2 separate regions of the Homo sapiens genome follow, and region 2 is linked to region 1. A link is an interaction called in ENCODE POLR2A ChIA-PET data of the cell type or tissue named here. Cell type or tissue: GM12878. All regions are shown on one strand. Each heading gives the region's core, and the rest is flanking DNA. Links, peaks and the distances in the headings are about the cores only.

Region 1 (7,800 bases), core at 1,671-6,670:
CCTCGGCCTCCCAAAGTGCTGGGATTACAGGTGCGAGCCACCACGCCCGGCCAGTGTGTGTGTTCTGACTGTTCACCAACCAGTCATTCCCCTGTCTTTCTCCCTTTTCTTGGGCCTCCTATTCCCTGAGACACAACAATATTGAAATTAGGCCAATTGATAACCCTACAGTGGCTTCTAACCTTAAGTGAAAGAAAAAGTCACACATCGCTCATATTAAATCAAAAACCAGAAATGGTTAAGCTTAGTGAGGAAGGCATGTTGAAAGCCAAGATAGCCTGACAACTAGGCCTCTTACACCGAACAGCCATGTTGTGAATACAAAGGAAAAGTTCTCAAAGGAAATTAATAGTGCTACTTCAGTGAACACAAGTGATAAGAAAGTGAAGCAGCCTATTGCTGATATGAAGAGTTTTAATCACCTGGATAGAAAGTCAAACCAGCCACAACATTCCCGTAGGCCAAGGCTTAATCCAGAGGAAGGCTCTAACACTCTTCAATTCTATGAGACAAGTGAGGAAGCTGCAGAAGAAAAGTTTGACAATAACAGAAGTTGGTTCATGAGATTTACAGAAAGAAGCCATCTTCATAACATAAAAGTGGCAGGTGAAGCAGTAAGTGCCAATATAGAAGCTGCATCAAGTTATCCAGAAGATCAAACTAAGATAATGTGGCTACATGAAACAGATTTTCCATGTAGATGAAACAGCCTTCGAGTGGAAGAAGGTGTCGAGATGCCCTCCAGGACTTTCATAGATAGAGAAGAGAGATCAGTGCCTGGCTTCAAAGGACAGGCTGACTCTTGTTAGGGGCTAATGCAGCTGGTGACTTGAAGTTGAAGCCAATGCACATTGACCATTCCAAAAATCCTAGGGCTCTTAAGAGTTATGCTAAATATACGCTGTCTGTGCTCTAGAAATGGAACAACAGAGCCTGGATGGCAGCACATCTGTTTATAGCTTGGTTTACTGAATATTTTAAGCTGACTGTTGAGACTTACTGCTCAGAAAAAAAAAAAAAAAAAAAAAAGATTTCTTTCAAAATATTACTGTTCATTGACAATGCACTTGGTCACCCAAGAGCTCTGAGGGAGTTGTATAAGGAGATTTCTGTTTTCATGCCTGCTAATATATCCATTTTGCAGCCTGTGGATGAAGGAATAATTTAGACTTTGAAGTCTTTATCACTTAAGAAATACATTTCATAAGGCTATAGCTGCCATTGATAGTGATTCCTCTAATGGATCTGGGTAGAGTAAACTGAAAACCTGGGAAGAATTCACCATTTTAGATGACATTAAGAACATTCATGATTCATGGGAGGAGGTCAAAATATCAACACTAATAGGAGTTTGAAAGCAGTTGATTTCAACCCTCGTGGATGACTTTGAGGGGTTCAAGACTTCAGTGGAGGAAGTCACCGCAGGTGTGGAAATAGCAAGAGAACTAGAATTAACAGTGGAGCATGAAGATGGGACTGAATTGCACTCTCATGATCAAAGTTGAACAAATAAAGAGTTGCTGTTTATGGACGAGAAAAAGTGGTATCTTGAGATGGAATCTCCTCCTGACGAAGATGCTGTGAACGCTATTGAAATGACAACAAAGGATTTAGGATATTACATAAACTTAGTTGATAAGCAGCCACAGGGTTTGAGAGGATTGACTCCACGTTACTGTGGGTAAAATGCTACCAAACAGCATCACATTCTACAGAGAAATCTTTCATGAAAGAAAGAGTCAGTCGATGCAGCCAGCTTCATTGTTGTCTTATTTTAAGAAATTGCCCCAGTCACCCCATCCTTCAGCAGCCACCACCCTGATCGGTCAGCAGCCATCACCCTGATCAATCAGCGGCCATCAAGACCCTCCACCAGCAAGAAGATTATGACTTGCTGAAGGCTCAGATGATTGTTAACATTTCTTAGCAATAAAGTATTTTTAATTAAGGAATGTACATTTTGTTTTTAGACATAATGCTATTGCACACTTAATAGGCTGCAGAATAGTGTAAACAATTTTATGTGCACTGGGAAACCAAAAAATTCATGTGACTGACTGTATTGTGATACCCACCTTATTATGGTGGTCTGGAACCAAACCTGCAATATCTCCAAGGTATGACTGTCAGGACAGGTGTGTCTTTGTGTCCCCATAGCAAATAACTTCATACATGGCAAAAGGTCAGTAGTTGATGATGATTCTTTTTTTATTTAAGATAGGGTATCACTGTTTTGCCCATCCTGGACTTCTAGGCTCAAGCTATTCTCCCACCTCAGCCTCCCAAGTAGCTGGGACTACAAACGTGCCCCACCGCACCCAGACTTGATGATAACGACTCTTAACATGAAGGCCAAGTTAATTTCTAACATTTATTCAAGTTAACCAGTGGGTACAGCCATTTTGAATGTAGTATGTATTTTCCCCTAGAACTAGTATTAGAAGCAGTAGGTTCCCAGGCCAGCCCACTAATTAGCTGGAACGCTTTGCATTTGGAAAACTGAAATAAGGCACAATCATACTATTGGGATAGATAAATGTAACAATGAAACCCAAAAATAATGTTTCTGGTATCTTCTGTGTGGTGCCAGAGGGGGATGAAGAAGTAGAGATCTTTGTGGATATTCTGGAAAATTCAGAAATTGGCATTTCAACCTGAGGCCTCTGTTACATCTAACTTTACTTCAAATTTTAAAGTTTGCTTTTTCATGGACCAAAGTGTTTGAGTGGCTTCTTCTTAGACATAATGAATGTCCTTTTTTGTTTTTCTTCAAAATTGAAGCAGAGGGACATGGGAGAATATTTTTCTGGAGAACACTGGTCAAGAGAAGAGGAAAGAAAGAAGAAAATTAAATGCAAAGTATGTAAAAATCCTGTCTTATTCTTTCCCAAGAAAGGTGAAGAGACAGGCTTCTGACTAAACGATGAGCAGCAGAGAGCAGGGACTCTCACTGGTTAAACTCCACTGGGTCTGATAGCCAACACATTGCCTGAGAGTGAGTGACATGAAACAAGCCCACATTTTATTAATCTGAATTGAAGTCTTAACTACTACCTTTTGGTTTTTAACACAAGTCTTTCACGTGCCCTTTTGCTGAACTGCCAAATTCTTTTTGTAATAAAACAGCATACACATCTTAGAACACCAATTTGCTAACCCAGACAACCAAGCTCTGCTAAGGTAATGAATGAGAAGCAATATATGCAGTTTCCATTCCAGTGAATGATAATAGGTGATTTTTGTTATGAAGTATCTCAAAGCATGATTATATTCAATATCGAATGACAAAAACACACAGCAAAGATTTTTAAACTTCCACCTGTATTGCTCTCTTTATTAACCATAATCTCTTTCTTTTCTACTGTTTATTATGTTTTGTTTTGTTTTTGTTTTGAGACAGAGTCTAGCTCAGCCACCCAGACTGGAGTGCAGTGGCGCGATCTCGGCCCACTGCAACCACTGTCTTCTGGGTTCAAGCGATTCTCCTGTCTCAGCCTCTTGAGTAGCTAGGATTACAGGCACCTGCCATCATGCCCAGCTAATTTTTGTATTTTAGTAGAGACGGGGTTTCACCATGTTGGCCAGACTGATCTTGAACACGTGACCTTAAGTGATCCGCCCACCTCGGCCTCCCAAAGTGCTGGGATTACAGGCATGAGCCACTGCGCCTGGCCTCTGTTTATTATTAATATGCTAACAGTTAACAGGTAACTACTGGCTTCACATTACAAGAAACAAGGGGCTCCCAAATTTGGAAACGAGTAAAGAATAAGTAGTACTCACTGAAAACCTTAGGCCAACTGTCATTTTGTCCTTTTGATTCCAGTTTGTGCTAAGGTAGCAATAGTAATTTCTCAGTTCTCAATCTGCACAATCATCTTTATATTTCAAAAATTTCACATTTTGAATTTGCTACTTCCTCCTTTTGCTAGTCTTCCTAATCTTAGCCACATTCTCTCATTTTCTTCACTGCTTTATACCCTGCTTCCAGCTTAGGTCTGGCACATAGTAGGTGGGCAACAAATTTTGTTACGTTATGAATTTGATGACAGGGTCTAGCTTAATTTTTCTATGATTTTCCCCAAATGCTTTTCAGTATCACATTCCTGCCATAGGTCAGGCAGTGTGTTTGATGACACGAGAGACAGTCACCACCTTAGAGCTTATAAAGGAGAAATAAGCATGCAAGTACAGTCAATCATTATCTGTGGATTCGTTTGTGAATTTCCCTATTCACTAAAAATGGTCATGGCACTTTCATAGTCCTTTGCAGATATGGGTAGAACAGTGACAAACTTGAGTCACCCAATGGTCATATTCCCATCTCAGGTCAAGCTACACAATGGTCTGCCTCTTGTGTCAGCTCCTGTACTGTGAACCAAGTGTCCTTTCTGCAGTCTATTTAGGGATATGTTTTTTGCATTTGTATTGGTGATTTTGCCATTTAAAATGCCCTCAACATTGTGCGGAAATGCTGTCGAGTGTTCTAAGCCCAAGAATGCCAGGATGGGCCTTAGCGAGAAAATACATGTGTCAGAGAGCTTTGTTCATGCGCGAGCTGTAGCCCTGTTGGTTATGAGTTCAGTGTTCATGAATAAAGTGTCTTGAAACAGAAACACGTAAAACTAGGCCATGTATTGATGGGCTGGTGAAAATATCGTGGGCAGAAGCTCGTGGGAACCTAACCCTGCGTTTCCTCTAGGAGCAAGTCGCTGTTCACTCTTTGCTAAATCAGTGTTTGTGGAGACTTTATAGAACGTAACTACCACTTATTAATAATGAGATTAACTGTGGACAGGTGCTGTACAAAAAGCTACAAAGTTCAGTGAAGAGAGACAATTTCTTGTGGTTGAGTCAGGGACAATTAATGAAAAGGAGGCTTTTGAGATGAGACTGAAATGGTGGGTGAGACTCTGACAGAGGGGGAAACATTCCAGACACAGGAAACAGTGTGAGCCATGGTGGAGTTTAGAAACTCTAGGGGTGATATAGGGATCTGCAGGTAACCTTGTTTGGCTAAAAGCTGGAGAAGATAAGATGGAAAACATACATTCTGTGGAGGACAAGTAAGAGTGTACTTAAAGAAATGGGCAAAAATTAGCCATGAAAAGTTTGGGGATAATCTCCCCAAGAGGAATGAAGAAATAAGTCCATATAAAGACTTAAATGTTGAGAGAAGCTTTATTCATAGTGGCCAAAACCTGGAAACCACCCAAATGTTCATCAATAGTGGATGGAGAAACAGGTGCTTGTGTGTCTACAGACTGGAATGCTACTCAGCAGTAAAAAGGAACAAATACCAGCCTGGGCCATATAGTGGGACCTCATCTCTACAAAAAAAAAAAAAGAAAGAAAAAAAAATTAGCCAGGCATAGTGTACCTGTACACCTGTAGTCCCAGCTATTCAGGAGGTTTAGGCACGAGGATTGCTTAAGAACAGGGAGGTCAAGGCTGCAGTGAGCTGAGATTGCACCTTTGCACTCCAGCCTGGGTGACAGAGTGAGACCCTGTCTCAAAAAAATTAATAAAAATAATGTTTTTAAAAATATTTAGGAGAAGAAACATTTACTGTGTTTACATCCATGAGAAAGACAAACGAGAGGAAAAGCAGAACACAAAACAAGCTACCCACGAGGTACTCCCTTAGTAATGATCAGATGTGAAACAGAACCTCGTCATATCTAAAGCCAAAGCTACGAGATGCCCTCCTGTGTGATAGTTTCCATTACCCATACTGTTGCTAACTTCGGTTTTATTTAAAACTCACTTTATACTAGTAATATATATGCCAATTCCTCTATAATATATCACCACATAGCTGCATGGTTTTCTTCTCCAACCATAACACTACTGAATTAATGCTGAGAAAGATAACTGCTTGTGGTCACCCTGTGTTAGGAGCATTGTGTTGTCATCATTTTCTTTCAGGGGGCTCAGTGTGACCCACTGACAGTGTCCAAGTGAATGTTGCCGTATGTACACCAAGATCCGTGCCATCCTGGTACTTTGGTCTTCCGGTCCTTGCTGAGGATCACTGTTTTGAGGTAGGAAAGAGCTGCCTTGTCCTAATGGTGCCCACACTCCCATGCAACCACCATTTGATGGTCGATAAAGGGACACCAGCGTCAGGGATGGAAGTCCTGCAGGCATGGCCTCTGGCCTCCTCACAGCTTGGATTAAAGAGATGTTCTCCAGGGAGCTGCCCACCTCTAGTTCTATTTTCAAGTATCTTTTCCATTAAAATATTCACTCATCCCTCGGAATCCACAGAGGTTTTATTCCAGGACCTCCATGGATACCAAACCCTCGGATGCTCAAGTTCCTGATATAAAATGGTGGTGTATTTGCATATAACCTATGCCCATCCTCCCCTGCACTTTAAATCAGCTCTAGACTACCTAGAATACCCAATACAATGGAAATGCTCTGTAAATAGTTGTTATGCTGTATTGGCCTTTATTTGTTTTGTTTTGTTTTGTTTTGTGAGATGGGGTCTTGCTCTGTCACCCGGGCTGCAGTGCAGTAGCATGATCATGGCTCCCTGCAGCTTCGATTTCCCCAGCTCAAGTGATCCTCCCACCTCAGCCTCCCAAGTAGCTGGGACCACAGGTGCATGCTACCACGCCGGCTAATTTTTTTCATTTTTTGCAGTGGTGCAGTCTCCCTGTGCTGCCCTGGCTGGTCTCGAACTCCTGGCCTCAAGCAATCCTCCCACCTCAGCCTCCCGCAAAGTGCTGGAATTACAGGCATGAGTCACCACACCTGGCTTTTTTTCTGTTATTGTATTTTTTTCCTAATATGTTTGTCTTCCTAATATGTTTGATCCACATATGCAGAATCCGCAGATCCAGAGGGCTGACTGACTGTATGTCCAGTGATTCTCTTTTATATAAAACTAACTCTGGTCACATTCACTATGTAGCATCTTATGCTGCCTAACAAATCCCAGACAACTATCAGACACCTCTGCTTTCCACAGTTAAGCCTTGATTTAGAAATCTTATTTTTATTTGCTTCACTCAGAGTGCTGTCCCATGTGCCAAGCATGGCCTGGGTTCTGGGGATACCGCAGTGAACAAGACACAAAGACCCCTGTGTTCACCTACCGTCCTGGCTCCCCTGGGCCTGGACTAGCTGTGAGGCCCTCTGTGCACTGAAGACCCTGCTCCATGTGCTACCATGTGCTTTGAGAGTGGTCTTGCTTTATTTTCGTTGTAGATTCCCTCTTTAGTAGCATGTGCTCAAATCCAGAAGAATAAATAAAATTCTGAAATGAGAGGGAGGCAGGTGTGTTGGCTTATGCCTATAACCGCAACACTGAGAGGCCAAGGAGGGAGGATCGCTTGAGGCCAGGAGTTTGAGACCAGCGTGGGCAGCACCCCATCTGTACCAAAAAAAAAAAAAAATTTAATCAGCCAGGTGTGGTGACGCACCTGTCATCCCAGCTGCTCAGGAGGCTGAACGTGGGACGATCCCTTGAGCCTGGGAGTTTGAGGCTGCAGTGAGCCATGATCATGCCACTGCACTCCAGCCTGAGTGATAGACTGAGACCCTGTCTCAATAACAAACAAAAAATAAATGCAAGGGAACGTTACTTAAAAACTATACACCTAAAACCGTAATGCTTTCCTGGCTTCTGCTTTTTGTGATATGATAAAGACACTCATTAGTCAAGGGATGTTGCTAAATGCTAAAAAAAAAAAAATCAGCTTTTCAGGCCCTCGGTACTGATTTTGTCTGTGATGTTGCCGCTGTTGTTGAGGTGGGGTGGAAAGGGAAATGGGAAGTAACAGCTTTGGG
Region 2 (7,800 bases), core at 1,388-6,387, 310 kb before region 1:
ATATTGCTGCTAACATGGAAATTATTAAATTCATTACCTGATCCCTCTGAATTCCAAGTCAGTGTCCCAATTAAAAAAAAAAGTTATTTCTTTTTTCTTTTTTTTTTTTTTGAGATGAAGTCTTGCTCTGTCACCCAGGTTGGAGTGCAGTGGCACCATCTCAGCTCACTGCAGCCTCTACCTCCCGGGTTCAAGCGATTCTCATGCCTCAGCATGAGATGCATTTTTAGTAGAGATGGGGTTTCACCACAGGCCAGTCTTGCACTCCTGACCTCAAGTGATCTGCCTGCCTTGGCCTCCCAAAGTGCTGAAATTATAGGCATGAGCCACTGCACCTGGCTGAAAAATGTTATTTTCATTTTAGTTTAATTTGTTCTTCTTTATAGGTCATGAAAAAAAGAAGCAAAAGTTTGTCCAGTGTCCTACTTCAGTGACAGAAGTAAAATGGCCACTTTTCACTTGTTGGTTTCCCTACAGTGCACCATATGGTTGCTGTGCCAGCGGGCTTAGGGGAGGAGGGGAAACCATGAGCCTCCCATGGCCTCAGCTCCAGCACTTGCCTCTCAGGCCTGCAGGACTGCAGGTCCCCACCCTGCGTTCCTATCCCAGACCATCCCAAGTCTCCTGTCGTTTAAAAGAAAGGAATGTGTTCACTTTTAAGACTAGAACGTTAAGCCTGAAATATAATTGGCTGCCCTCGATAAAGCAGAATTTGGGCCAAACAGGCCCTATCCTGAGAGAATGCATGACTTTTAATAACTAAAAACCAGGTACAGTTGGTCGTGAATGATAACATACTAGGGTGTTTCCAAATAACTCAAAGACCTTTTGCTGTTGGGAGACTGGCTACCTTGACTATTTATTAGATCCAATTGCAAGTAGAAACTACTCTTTAAAAAAAAACAAAAAACAAAAACGCAGCTGTCTATAGTCCAAAACCATGGAAACCAGCTCTCTCTGCAAACAATGAGCCTGCTTCCCGCCAAGACAGCCAGAGCTTCTCAGTTCTCATGATTTTCTTCCAAATCCCAAACACCAAATGCCTTTAAAATGCACAAAAGAGCAAGGAGCCTACTGAATTGGCAGTTATTCCTGCTCCTTTTTAGTCAATGTCTGTGTAAAGAAAGGAAAGGCATAAAAAGATATGTGTTTTGCTTGGTTAGAGTTTCCAAAGACAAGATGGCCTCAGGACAAGTTAAGCCTCTGCTTAGAGAGCTGCTTGGAGCAACCCATGGAGCGCTTCTGCATTTTCATGGCCAATGTATGTTTTCTTTCTCAGCAAAGGCCTTGTTCCAGGGGAAACTGAAATGTATGAGGTCCAGAAGGAACCCCATAGAAACCACACTGCATCTCAACAGGGCCACAGTCAGCACATAGTTTCCAGGTTATAAACCTCCCTCCCACTTCACCCTTCAATCCCAGAGAGTCTGCAGTCTGCTTTACAAACACTCTTGCGACATATGACTAGAAGCCCATGTGAACTGGAATCTTAAATGCACACCAAAACGCAGATTATGCTATCAGGGTCATCCTGCAAGGCCCCCTGTTCCCCCAGAGGCCAACCCAAGCAAAACTGAGGCACAGCTGAGGCCCCATGCTGTAAGAGGCTTTCCACCTCCCACCTCAGCAGCCTGCCCACGTCCACAGGCCCAAAGCAGTGTCCTCAGGCCCAAGGCAGTGTCCTCATGGACTGGGACCCTCTGTTCACACAAGACGGCTAGCTGTTACTCAAGCTACATCAGCACAGCCCAGGATCGCTTATCTCTTCCTGAGAACCTCTCCACTGCCTTGGGGTCAAGTTGCCCCTCAGTGCTCCCTGTATCTGCATATTGCTCCTACTCCAGCTCCTTCACCAGGCTGTGAGCTCCATTCTGTTCACTGCTGCATCCCTGGTCCTTAGTTCAGTGCCTGCTACTCAGCAGAAGCTCAATAGACATTTCTTGAAAGTTGTTGGAGCATCAGTGTTGGAGAGATCCATGCTAACTATCCATTCATTAGAATGAATCTCTATTGGTAGAAGTTCAGTGAAAGAAATGTGAGTAAAAGAGATATTTGGAGCAGAGGGCAACTTCCAAAAATCCATCAGATAGGCTGCCACCTGTGTATCAGCCTGCCCTGTGCATCAGCTGTAACCTTTATTGTGTCTTGGAGTTCTTTGAGAATGTGATTAAATCTATACACCCTTTATTCAAAAATACACACACACACACACACACACACACACACACACACACATGCATTGTTGTCTGTAATTTCAAGAGTTTTAGAGGATCCCCTGAAGCACATTTCTGGGACCTCAGGCTAAGAACACCTGCGCCATCTTAAAATTTGATACTTTTCTCTGCTTCTATTTTAGTCTTCTACCTCCCTGAGGGCAGGAAGGAAATCTTAGTCAACTCTGTGTCTACCATCATTCCTTGCACATAGTGGGGATCCCTTGAAAAAAATGCACACAAACCGAGAAAGCAATGAACCAGTGACTCTTGAAATACAGTAATAGCACCGATCCTAAGCAATCCACCATTTGCTTCTGTACTTTCCCTCCACCTACCCACCCATGGAAGCATGTCTAAGACTTGCAGAGTCAGAAATAAGGAGTGCTTCTGACATCTATGCAGAGCAAACAACCAAGAGTGCCTGCCCCAGGATATTGTCCTCTGTGGTGAGGGAGACGGTTGCAGGACTGTCCCCAGAGGATGCTTTCTAAACCTATGGGGGCAAGTTTTGGTTGTCACAATAATCAGGGGGCCACCGTCAATGTTTATTGGGTGAGACACCAGACATGTTGCAATGTCTAGGCTAATTCTGCATTGCAAAGAATTGTCCAAAGTCTCACATGACTCCCAATTGTACCATCAGATATTCATGTAGGTGAAAACATATTTATAGATCTGTGATTCTGGATCCTAACTCTGTGTTACAAAGTAATTTTTGTACAGTTCTTAAGGTACACTGAATTTTCCAAAAATGCAGCTACCACATAAGTCCATGTGAGATTGTAGATTGTTTGGTTGGAACTTTACCAAGAGCTGTTCACCTTTTGAAAAATCTCAATGCTAATGTCTACACCTCTGTTGGGATTTGAGCCAGCGGCGAAGCACACCTGTATCATGCTACATGTGAGAACCATTATATTCAGTGATTCTACATAGGTATGCAAGCTCTGACTACTTTATCATGTCATCTGTTGTAGTTGTACCCAAGCATTTACATATTTAAATGTATATTCCTCTTTAAAATTATTTTTTAACATTTCTCATTTATATTCCAGTAAGAATATTCTATTGAATTTCAAAATTATGTTTAGAAGTTTTGTTACCTAGATGTTTAATTTCAAGAGATTAAAAGAAATGTTACAAAAAGTTTCCTATAAAAAGGAAATTAAGTCTGACAGTGAACTACAGCAACACCATTTATATGGTGAATCATTAAGGATGCTTTTAGATGCAAGTAACATCATGCTAAATGTGGTTTGAAAAATAAAGATGTTAGTTTTCTCATAAAACAAGAAGCCCAGAGGTAGGTATTTTCAGTGTTGGCTTAGTGGCTTAATGAGGTGGAAAAGAACCCAGGTGACTGTCATCTTTCTGCTCGGCTACCTTCAGTGAGTTGTCATTTATCCTCAGGATTGTCCCTTCGAGGTTGCAAGAGAACTGCTGCAGCTCAGTCTCTATCCAAAAGGAAGAGGCACTAATTTTCCCTTGCATAGATCTTTTAACTAAAGAAGAAGGTTTTTTCCAGAAGCTCCAGGGAAGACTTTCATTCTGGTTTAATTCACCGGGATTTAACTAGATGCTGATGGCAATAAGGGGAGCTGGGAAAGCTAGTGTTTTCAGTATTAAATACAGGTGGCTCTGCTGGTGAGGCTCTGGACAGGGGACTCAGGGGGCACAGGTGCAAATGGCTGTTGGTTGCAAACATAACTGCTTGCTATGATTACTCAGAACAAAAAACACCTAACAAATGGTAGGTTTTAGAATGATATATCTATATGTTTATACTTCAACCAAAAGTATGGAAAAAAGTCATCAGTGAGACTATGTTTAATGGTATTGATTCTCCATACCCTTTTTCTTCCTAGTTGCCACAATTTATTGGTTTTTGTTTGTTTTTTGTTTTTGTTTTGTTTTTCTTTTTTTGAGACAAGGTCTTGTTCTGTTGCCCAGGCTGGAGTTCAGTGGCACGATCACAACTTACTGCAGCCTCAACCTTCTGAGCTCAAGCCATCCGCCTACCTCCAACTCCCAAGTAGCTAGGACTACAGCTGTGCCACCATGCATAGCTAATTTTTTCTTTTTCTGTAGAGACAAGGGTCTCTCTATGTTGCCCAGGCTGGTCTTGAACTCTTGGACTCAAGTGATCCTCCCACCTCGGCCTCCAAAGATGTTGGGATTACAAGCATGAGCCACCATGCCCAGCTCTAGTTGCCATAATTTGATTTTAAATCAAAATGGCATGTTCTATGTTCAAAAATGATTCAACTGTGCCACCTACCTCATGGCTTTGGTGTGGGTGACAAGTGAGAATATATGCAATTACACCTCTAAGATATTCTTGATCTGATAGCATTATCCCCAGAGAATGCATATGAAGCGTAGCTCTAAGTTTATTTATTTATTTTTCACAGAATACAAATCAAAGTTTATTGTACAAAATTAAGGCCTTCGTATTTCATAATTCACCAAGGCTAAAGAAATACTAGATAATTTAAGTCCTTCACAAAAATTTCACTTTCACTTCCCCTAATCTCTATTACAATGACCCAACCAAATGTTAGCAAAACAAACACTATAAATAACACCAAGTCCTTTAAAGATGACTCTCCCAAATTTTATTTCTTGGCATAGGTGATCTTCATAGCATGGGATGTTGTGATCTTAAATCCCTGTAAAGCATCCCTGGCAGCTCCAGCCTTCCCATCATTTTCAAATTCAACAAAAGCAATGTCATGCCTCCCTGGTACTAGACATACTTCCTTGAAGCCAGGGAACTGATTAAACAGCATGGATAACATCATCTCATTAGTCTCTTCTGGTAAGTTATTAAGGAATAAAATATAGTTTGGAGGGTAATCGAGGACCTGAGGATTTGGTGTTGAATTTCCTTGGGTACTAGCTGAATTTGGAGTTCCCTAGCCAGGCCTTTTGTTTGTGGTTGTTGCAGTCTGTTCCACAGTTTTGGCTTTTTTCTTTTCTTTGTCAGCAAAAGTGCCACACATTTCAGATATTATATCCAAATCTGTTTTTGCATATGTATTCGCATTGGTTTACCATAAAATGGAAATCCTTGTGACTGTCTCTAAGCATTTGTGGATGAGCCCAGTTCCTTAAATATGACAAAGCCCTGCCCCTCATCTTCATGGTCTTTAAAGCCACAAAGTCCACCACATGACCAAACTGAGAAAACAGGGCATATAGGCATCTCTTCAATTCTTCCTTTTTAATTTTGTCATTCATATTGTTGATATAAATTGTATGATTTGGTCTGATATCCATGTTTGCGTTAAATTCTTCAGAAAGAGACAGTAAATAATCTAAGGCCTATGCCATCTCCCGTAAGAAACAAAAACTACTCTAAGTTTATTTTAAGCTAGGTTTCACAGCCTAAACGAAAATTAAAATGGAAAAAAAAATGTGTGAGACTGAAATTTTGCGATCTAACTTTCAAATTCACACAGAGATCTGATAGGCTAGACTACTAGAATATTGAGAATGCAACCTTTAAAAAAATGGAAATAGCAAAAAGGAGAATCTTCTGTCCTGTTTTAATCCCCACTGGCCGTGCCCTGTCGAGATCTAGAACACAATTAGGCACCAGAACCAGGAGCCAACAAAGGGTGATGCTGTTCTCTCCAGCTGCCACATGCTGAGCATCTCCATGCTCTTTGGTGCTGCTCAGTGGAGCCAGAGCTAACCCCAGGGACCAGATGTCTGGGTTTGCCCAGGAAGGTCTCACTTCACTCATACTACTGATATGCACAAGAGGCAAGGAAATACCGGGTAGTAGAGGGTGGTTCCCCAGCAAAGGCCCCACCCTCAAGCCTGGTCACCCAAGGCCTTAAATGGGAATAGGCATTCCTGTTTTTGTCCCCAACTGTTGCCTTTTCCAAGACCACCCTGGCCCACCACACCCCCCATCCTGTACCCATAAAAATCTGCTCCACGAGCAGAAGCATGGCAGAGCAGCAGAGCAGCAGAGCGGCATGGCAGAGAATGAGAGAAGAGAGGAAGCACCTGAGAGGAGTTTGGCTGGGGGCAGTCGGAGAGGAGATCAGCTTCAGGATGGCTGAACTCCAGGGGAAGATCATCTTCCCACTCCATCCCCTCTCCAGCTTCCCATCCCACTGAGAGCCACCTCCATCACCCAGTAAAATCCCCGCATTCACCATCTTTCAAGTACATGTAACCTGATTCTTCCTGGATGCAAGGCAAGAATTTGGGATGCACTGGGTGCAGAATCCCAAAAAGGCTGTCACCCTGACTCTTCACTGAGCTGTTTAACACTTAAGCCATCCCTGGACAGCAGGGCTGAAAGAGCACTGTAATACTCGTAGACACTGCCATGGGGCCAGAGCCCAAAAGTGCTCACCCTGGCTCCGGCACCTGCTCACCGGCATGCTCCCCTCCTGTAAGTGGTTTGAGCATGTGGTGGCAGAGCAAACAAGCCACACCCCTGTTGAAAGTCCCACAAAGGGGTCCAGGGAGTCTCCCATTTCATTACTCCTACCCTAATTAAAACTGTGCTGGTTTGGGGATAGTTACCCCATGAATCAATTTGGAAATTCTAGACCATAAAATTTCGACTCACACCCAATCCCTCAGCTGAAGAAAGAAAAGCTAAAAGAAGGGGAAAGCTGTAGGGTTGGGGAGTTGGAGCAGAAGAGGGTTAAGCAGGAAGAAAAAAAAAGAGTAGGCCATTAAGAAAATAAAAACTCAGGCCCTACATTAGGAAGAACAAAAATTCAGAATGCCATTCCTCCAGGTATTCTCCTTCTTGGCTGGGAGGGCTGGTGGGGAAGGAAAATTTCACAACAGCCCAATGAATGGATGGCTTGTTTCCCTCCAAGGAGGCTTACAGCTGGACACCAGTAGTCCGAATAGCAGTCCTGTTTCTCAGGCAGGCTTCCAAGGCCGCCAAGTGTTACAAGCCCTTCATAGAGCAGTGGATTTTAAAGGTGAATTGAAACTATTTTAAGATCCCTCTTGGGTAGCAGATGGACAGAATGACGGATTGTTACTATGGTGTAGTTGTTTTCATTCCTGGCCCAACTGCCACACTAAGCACATAGCACTGTGGGCTCCACAAGGGACAGGCATGGTTTGCTCTCTCTGCAAGCACGATGTGTTCTGTAAAACATGCAAGGAAAGAAGAGTGGGAACCAGATTACAAGTTCTTCTAAACAAAATAGAAAAACATTTACTAGGCCATAATAGGACTAAGCAAGCTAATGCAGAATTTCACTTTGATATTATCTTTGAGAGCCAGTTGGGGGAAGCGGGGTGACATGTATGTGAAATTGTACTTTCAGGAGTTTTATTCAATAAGCCAAAAACTAAGAAGTCTTTTGATTGGATCAGTGTTACCCAATTTTGGGGCCAAAATAATAATAATAAACTTTGGTATAGCTCAGTGGTTAAGAGTTCCAGTTCTAGGCCAGGAGCGGTGGCTCATGCCTGTAATCCCAGCACTTTGGGAGGCCGAGGCGGGAGGATCACAAGGTCAGGAGATTGAGACCATCCTGGCTAACACGGTGAAACCCCATCTCTACTAAAAATACAAAAAAATTAGCTGGGTGTGGTG

Evidence for each region. Peaks named below come from ENCODE experiments on the same cell type or tissue, not always from the same donor. Only the 100,000 strongest peaks of a DNase experiment are listed, where the experiment ranks them.
Region 2: POLR2A ChIA-PET joins it to region 1 with 6 read pairs; 2 of 35 experiments call an interaction of 5 or more read pairs at or near these places.

What each region holds. Positions count from the first base shown.
Region 1 is chr6:149,415,645-149,423,444 of GRCh38, forward strand. No RefSeq gene overlaps it. Among named protein-coding and RNA genes, the nearest start is that of SUMO4, 19 kb to the left of the region's middle. In GM12878, for the core only: no CTCF peak of the experiment used is centred there; a DNase peak (open chromatin) is centred at 4,296.
Region 2 is chr6:149,107,178-149,114,977 of GRCh38, forward strand. It overlaps the pseudogene LOC729200. Among named protein-coding and RNA genes, the nearest start is that of UST-AS2, 78 kb to the left of the region's middle. RefSeq lists an enhancer at 6,002-6,111. In GM12878, for the core only: no CTCF peak of the experiment used is centred there; no DNase peak of the experiment used is centred there; H3K27ac peaks cover 2,611 bases.